2 separate regions of the Homo sapiens genome follow, and region 1 is linked to region 2. Evidence: chromatin contacts called from ENCODE Hi-C or POLR2A ChIA-PET data. All regions are on one chromosome and are shown on one strand. The core of a region is the stretch at or near the end of the contact, and the rest is flanking DNA. Distances in the headings are between cores, read along the strand shown. Region 1 holds the start of RPS6KC1 (ribosomal protein S6 kinase C1). Region 2 holds the start of LINC02773 (long intergenic non-protein coding RNA 2773).

Region 1 (3,142 bases), core at 449-2,948, 390 kb before region 2:
TCCTTCTCACATTTATCTGAATTGTGCACCATTTCCATACATCACGTGCCACTCCCATGCCCCAAACTGATCTATTTAACCTTTAAGATTCTTCTCAGGCTGGGTGTGGTGGCTCATGCCTGTAATCCCAGCACTTTGGGAGGCCGAGGCAGGCGGATCAACTGAGGTCAGGACTTCGAAATGAGCCTGAGCAACATGCAGAAACCCCATCTCTACTAAAAATACAAAAAATTATCAGGGCATGGTAGCACATGCCTGTAATCCCAGCTACTCGGGAGGCTGAGGTAGGAGAATCGCTTGAACTCAGGAGGCAGAGGTTGCGGTGAGCAGAGATCATGCCATTGCACTCCAGCCTGGGCAACAAGAGCGAAACTCCGTCTCAAAAAAAAAAAAATTATTCTGAAGGCCTGCTTTACATCCTCCAAATGTATATTGAACTACTGTTACTTAATCTGTACCTCTCTTCTTTAAAAATTGATAAAGTTAATTATTAACATTTTATATAACTTGGAGTTAGGCAAAACTGGTTTCAGATCCCAGACAGATCTGCTACTGCCTTGCAATGTAAAGTTGGGCAAGTTACTAAACTTGCTTTAATCTATTTCTTCCTCATTAAAATGAGAATTAAATTGGGTGATGTGCATAAAATGCCTACTATACACATATATTCATGCACACATACGTCACATACATATATACTTATTTAATTTTGATTTATTCTTACTTTCCTAGAAGATGCAGACTCTCTTTAAAACTCAAGGCAAAAGCAATGAAACATAAAGTGGGTACTAAAAATTGGACCAGTTAGTTGATGTAAAGGAGCCTCCCAACTTTAAAATGTGCCCTCATGGTAGCTCACACAAGCCACCCTCAGCAGATTTTTTTCACGTCTCCTACTGAAAAACATGAAAAACTCAAAGGTTTGACAAAGCCCGGATCCACAGTTCCTAGGTTGGTGGCCTAACACTGACATCTGTCCCAAGAATCTGTCTTTCTCACAGCAAACCTGATAAAGGTCAAGAGAAAAAACAACTTATATTACATAAGCCAAACAATACATAAATTAACACTTTTTAATCTGCATTATCTTCCTGGAGCAAGCAAAACCACTTCTGCAAATTGCGAACTCAGAAGAGAAAGTCCAAACGGGATGGGAACTGAGTCATCAATTTAAAACCATCAACCACTGACTGCCCCACCCCCAGAAAGAGGACTCTACCACGACCTACTACAGTGAAGCCCTGGGCATATCACACTCAGCCACTACTCTAAAAATCCCAACCTCCGACACCCAAGTCCCGCCAGTAGGAGCAGCACCCAGTCCCACCCTCGGCTCTGAGCCAGAGTCAGGTACCCTCACATCAGGGTCCCCACCCCAGATCCTCAGGTCCCAATCCAAGCTCTACCCCAGCCCGACACCGGCACTCACCCGGGCGGTGACCTTATATACTGTGTAGCCCCTCGGGTGTCGCTGGGGCTCGGTGACAGTGTAGAAACGGGCCAGGTCGGCACTCCGCTCCCGGTAAGAGGTCATCCTCCCGCCGCCTCTGCCGCCGCCGCCACCCGCCCGGGATCATGAGGGAAACCCGGCGCCGCCGCGGTCCAGGTTCCCCAACGCAGCGGCGAAGCGGCGAGGGGGCGGTGGCTCCAAGGCGGCTCCACGGCGGCGCCTCAGCTGCACAGCTCTGCTTCCGGGTCAGCAGAGAAGCTTCCGGGCCAGGCTATCTCCCGCTTCTAGGGGGAGGGGAGACTCCTCCTTAGATTCTAGCCCCTTTGGGGCACCTGGGACTGGCCTGTAGTTGAAGACTAAGGGGTCGCGCTGCCACCCCCGTCACTGCGGAGACCTCAGGCCTCTCCACTAAAGACGACCTCTTGTACGCTAGCTCCGTCACCTTTTATGAGATTTTATGAGAGTTGGTATAGCCACGCCACACCGGGAGAGCGTGGTCCTCCCTGCCTCCGCCCCGCCGTGGTACAAACTTAAGTGGAGTGTTGAAGGGATGGAGAGATACCATAGCCTAGCACCTTCTTTCCTTACCTATTCACAGCCTATCATTTTAAATACCCACAGCAACATCTCATTCTCTGAGACATATCCCTTACTTCTTTCTAAGACGAATTTCCTTCCATTGAGCGCCTTTCTGTAACACATCTGCACAGCAAGCCCCCAACCCAAAAAAGCTCCCAAGCCAATATCAATCTTTTAAAAATCCCCACAGGTTCGAAAATCTGGAGTCCGCCTCTGGCTAGAAGAAAGAAATATGTCACTCGACCTCTCCGAGTCACTCACTACAGTTTCCAATTTCAGCTGAGGTTGTTATCAACGCTTGGCAGTTCCTTTATCTTTTTGTGATCAAGGTTCCTTTTCATTCCACAAAATATTCATGCCAAGTCTTTGCCATTATCCTAAAGACTCTGTTCCTCTTCCTTTTGCCTCCCTACTCTCCGCACCACCACTCTTCTTTACAGGGAAAAAAGAAGAGGAAGAAGCAGCTATGGCCCTTAGTACCAATTCCTTTGTCTTCTCACATTTCCATGCCAGTCTGAAACGTACACATATCACTTGCTCATTTTTACAGCTAATGACTCCACATGTGATCTGAATCCCATCCTCTTTGGCAAACCTTAAGACACTGTTTCAATGACATTCCAAATCTCCTTTCTGTATGTTTAATCTCTTTCTCACCACTGGCTCCTTCTTTTCAACCTACATATATCTAAGTCTATTAGTCATTCATTAAACCTGAATTCACCACCTACTATGTGCCAGACATGATGCCAATTTGGCATTGGAGTTACAAAGATAGTCCCTGTTCTCCGACCGGGCGCGGTGGCTCACGCCTGTAATCCCAACACTTTGGGAGGCCGAGGCGGGCGGATTACCTCAGGTCAGGAGTTCGAGACCAGCCTGGCCAACATGGTGAAACCCCGTCTCTACTAAAAATACAAAAAATTAGCCAGGCGTGGTGGCAGGCGCCTGCAATCCCAGCTACTTGGGAGGCTGAGGCAAAAGAGTCGTTTGAACCCGGGAGGTGGAGGTTTCGGTGAGCCAAGATCGCACCATTGCACTTCAGCCTGGGGGACAAGAGCAAGACTTCTCTCAAAAAAAAAAAAAAAAAAAAAAAGGTAGATAGTCCCTGTT
Region 2 (3,284 bases), core at 505-3,004:
ACCCTCACACCTCCAACACTTCATTTGCATATGTGGTTAGCTTTTTAATGATATCAGAGCAATCTGTGAACAGCTTCAGCAGGGGGCCCTCTGGCAGAATTGAATAAATTGGACGGTTAAAGACCTGATTGAGGCCAGGTTTGTTGGCTCACTCCTGCAATCCCAGCGCTTTGGGAGGCCTAGGAGGGAGGATTGATTGAGCACAGGAGTTTGAGATCAGCTCCAGGCAACATGATGAGATCCCCATCTCTAAAATATAAAATAAAAATTAGCCAGGTGTGGTGGCAGGCACCTGTAGTCCCAACTACTCAGAAGACTGAGGTGGGAGGATCGCTTGAACCCCAGAGTTCGAGCCTGCTATGAGCCATGATTGTGCCACTGCACTCCAGCCTGGGCAACAGAGTGAGACCCTGTCTCAAAAATTAAAAAAATATATATATGACTGAGAGCCAGCTTGGTAAAGCCTTCAGAGCCAATGTGCCCTGCAGTCCGTCAACACACATGGAATGATTGCGCACTGGGGAACTGCAGTGCAAGACAGAGATGTGGAAGAAAGACTTGACTCTCAGAGATAGAAAAGTCAGGAAAGACACAAATAAAAACCCCAAAGAACTCCCAGACACAGACCTCTACAAACTGACTTGTTAACCTTTTGGGCCCGATCACAGCAGAAGCAAGGGCTCCACACCATACGAACCTGGGTCAAGGCTAAGGTGCCGGGGCCGGCTTCTTCTCCTCTGCTCAAGCAGGCTTTATATGGAGCACACTCTCTCCAGGACACAAAACAAGAACCATGCCCCTTCCACCCTGGCCCCCCTTACCCTCTCAGAAGGGGCTCCCTGGCCTAGCAGAGAGCAAAAGGCTACAGGTCTCACCACTGAAAGCTGGGCACCACCCGCCCCAAAGCAGAGAAGTGGAGGAGAGGACACTAGGTAGCTGCGCTAGCAGGGTTGTGCATGAAGCCAGCACCTGAGAGAAGACAGGAGGGAGGCAGAATTGAAGCCAGAGGCGGTGGTTTTTGGTGGTCACTATGGCCCACTCTAATTACTATGCACCAGGCGAGAGTCTGTGCTGGGTGCTCCTGAACATACAGATATGCAAGACACGGCCCTTGGGGGTGGGATGTCCTATAGGAGAAATTAGCCAAAAACGCAAGGCTGCCTGCATTGAATGCCAAATGATGGACACACACCATAAGTGTCAGAGGAAAAGAAATAATATTTACTGAGTACTTACTATGTGTTAAAGCACCTGTAAATGGTTTAGATGTATTTAATTTTTCCAACAGCCCATGAAGTGATTACTGGTATTATTTCCACTTTATGGATGAGAAAATTGAGGCTCAAAGAGTCTTAAAACACTTGCTTGGTGTCACACAATTTTTCATGGTAGATTCAGATTTTCAACTCAAAATTCTACCTCTCCAAGTGCGCGCGCGCGGACCCACGCACATGCATGGTTTTCTTGATGGGAGAGGATTTTGGGAAAGAGAGGTGACACCAGGCACGGGACTCTGGCTCCTACGCATAACTTATTTTTGACACATAGAGGGAACTTCGACGGCTACGTTTTCAAGCAGAGGGATGTCTTCTAACGAAGAGTTCATTTTTGATGTTTAGTTGTGCAGTCGTTAAGTCTGCGAGTTGCGATCCTGCTTCAGTTGTGCTGTGGGAGCGCAGTGGCCCAGGACTGGCTGGCCCGGCTGGGGAGGAGCCCAGGGAAAGAGGAAGGGAGGGCAGGGGAGGGGAGAAGCAGCTGTCCCCGGGCTGCCTGGGAGTCACTGGGGAGTCCTAGCCCGCCCTTGGGCCTAGGGCTCCCTGATGCGGCCTCCACTCTTCGCAGGGCCAGGGGGCGAGGAAGGAGGAGGGAGGGAAGAGGGAAGCTGGGGAGTGGGAGAGCGTCCTCCACGACCGCTTGGGTCCTCCGCGGGGCAGCCTCGGGGAGGGTGGCTGCAGGGCCCGGAGTCGCCTGGATCGCAGCGCCATCTCGTGGCTGCTGGCAGGTCTGCCTTGGGCCCTCTTGGCACAAGGCAAGGAAACAGGAGCTCTTCCCATCAGTGACAGGTGCCCGCCGGCCCGCAGTGAGTCCCAGGGGGCTTTCTCCTGCGTCAGGGAGCCAGGAGGGGAAGGGGGCATGGGTGCTGGGACCAGATTTCCCTGACTCTGTGCTCCTGGGTAAGGACTGATTGTCAAGAGTGGGCTTCCAGTTCTACCCCAGGCCCTGAGGGTCTTGTCCTTTTGCTGGGAGCCCCCACCGTTCTCCCCTACTCCCTCCTGTCTTCTCAAACGATAGCATAATGGAAGAAATCATCCTTAGAGTATGCAGGCCAGAACCCTGCCCCGTTGCGTAAGAGCTGTTGTCCCCGCGTCTCTCTGAGCCTCAACGGTTTTATCTGTTAAAGGGCATAATAACACCAGGAGAAGAATATATTGTAAAGCCTCTAGCACAGTGCCTTCAAGTAGTAGGAACTTAATCCATCCTTGAAGGCGACATCATTGTCAGTGGTTACAACAGGTCTCAATGTTGCGGAAGCTCATGCTTAGCAGATGGTAGGTGCCCTGGGAATATTGCAAACTAGTAGCGATGTCTTCTTAGCTCCAGCCCGAGAATGGGACAGTCCTAGTGCTAGATGTTTGCCTAGTTTCATAGATGATAACAATCCAGCTGGTCTTGCAAACCTAGTAAAAATAGCTGTCTATTCTACCCATCAGCCCAGGAGAATGCTCCAGTGTCACCAGTGACTCCTGCTCCCACATCTGCCTACAGGAAGCCCTCTTGGAACAAAAGCATCTCACTTCTGGGAGGCATCAAGGTAGTGAGGGGAGAGGGCAGTGGTGTGGGTTACACAGACCTGGGGCTCCCTTACCAGGTGAGGACCTGGAGCAGGCCACTAACCTCTCCAAACCCCATGTTTGTCATCTGTAAATCAGGGATATTATTATACTTCCCACCTCTTTAGGCTTGTATGGAATTGAATGAGATTATTAATGTAAAACACTTAGCACGGTGGTTTTAGTGTGCATCAGCATCACCTGAGGATTTATTAAAATATGAGTTGCTGGGCCCCACCTCAAGTTTCTCAAGCTGTAGGACCGTGGTGTGGCTCAATAATTTATTTGCACTTCTAATTTGCATCTCGGGGGATGTTGGTGCAATCTGTCCAGGAACCAGGCTTTGAGAAGGACTAATCTGGCACATACTAGATCTGCAATGAATTTTTTTATTATACTTTAAGTTTTAGGGTACACGTGCACAACGTGCAGGTTTGTTACATATGTATACAT

Evidence for each region. A loop is a pair of places that touch in the nucleus more often than their neighbours do. ChIA-PET counts read pairs that join two places held with the same protein, here RNA polymerase II (POLR2A). Pooled maps may share reads with other maps.
Region 1: a loop to region 2 is called in a pooled map, with 2.7 times the contacts of the local background. The contact joins the promoter of RPS6KC1 here to the promoter of LINC02773 in region 2. A Hi-C loop is called at or near these places in 2 of 168 maps with a recorded cell type or tissue (GM12878 and K562) and 5 of 50 pooled maps. POLR2A ChIA-PET finds 5 or more read pairs at or near these places in 2 of 52 experiments (GM12878 and H1).

The regions. Positions count from the first base shown.
Region 1 is chr1:213,049,797-213,052,938 of GRCh38, reverse strand. RPS6KC1 (ribosomal protein S6 kinase C1) reads right to left here and starts at 1,698. Exons shown (of 15, transcript NM_012424.6): 1 at 1,430-1,698. The coding sequence starts at 1,534. RefSeq lists a silencer at 1,470-1,569.
Region 2 is chr1:212,664,115-212,667,398 of GRCh38, reverse strand. LINC02773 (long intergenic non-protein coding RNA 2773) reads left to right here and starts at 1,754. Exons shown (of 4, transcript NR_183483.1): 1 at 1,754-2,080; 2 at 2,712-2,812. RefSeq lists silencers at 1-134, 1,690-1,999.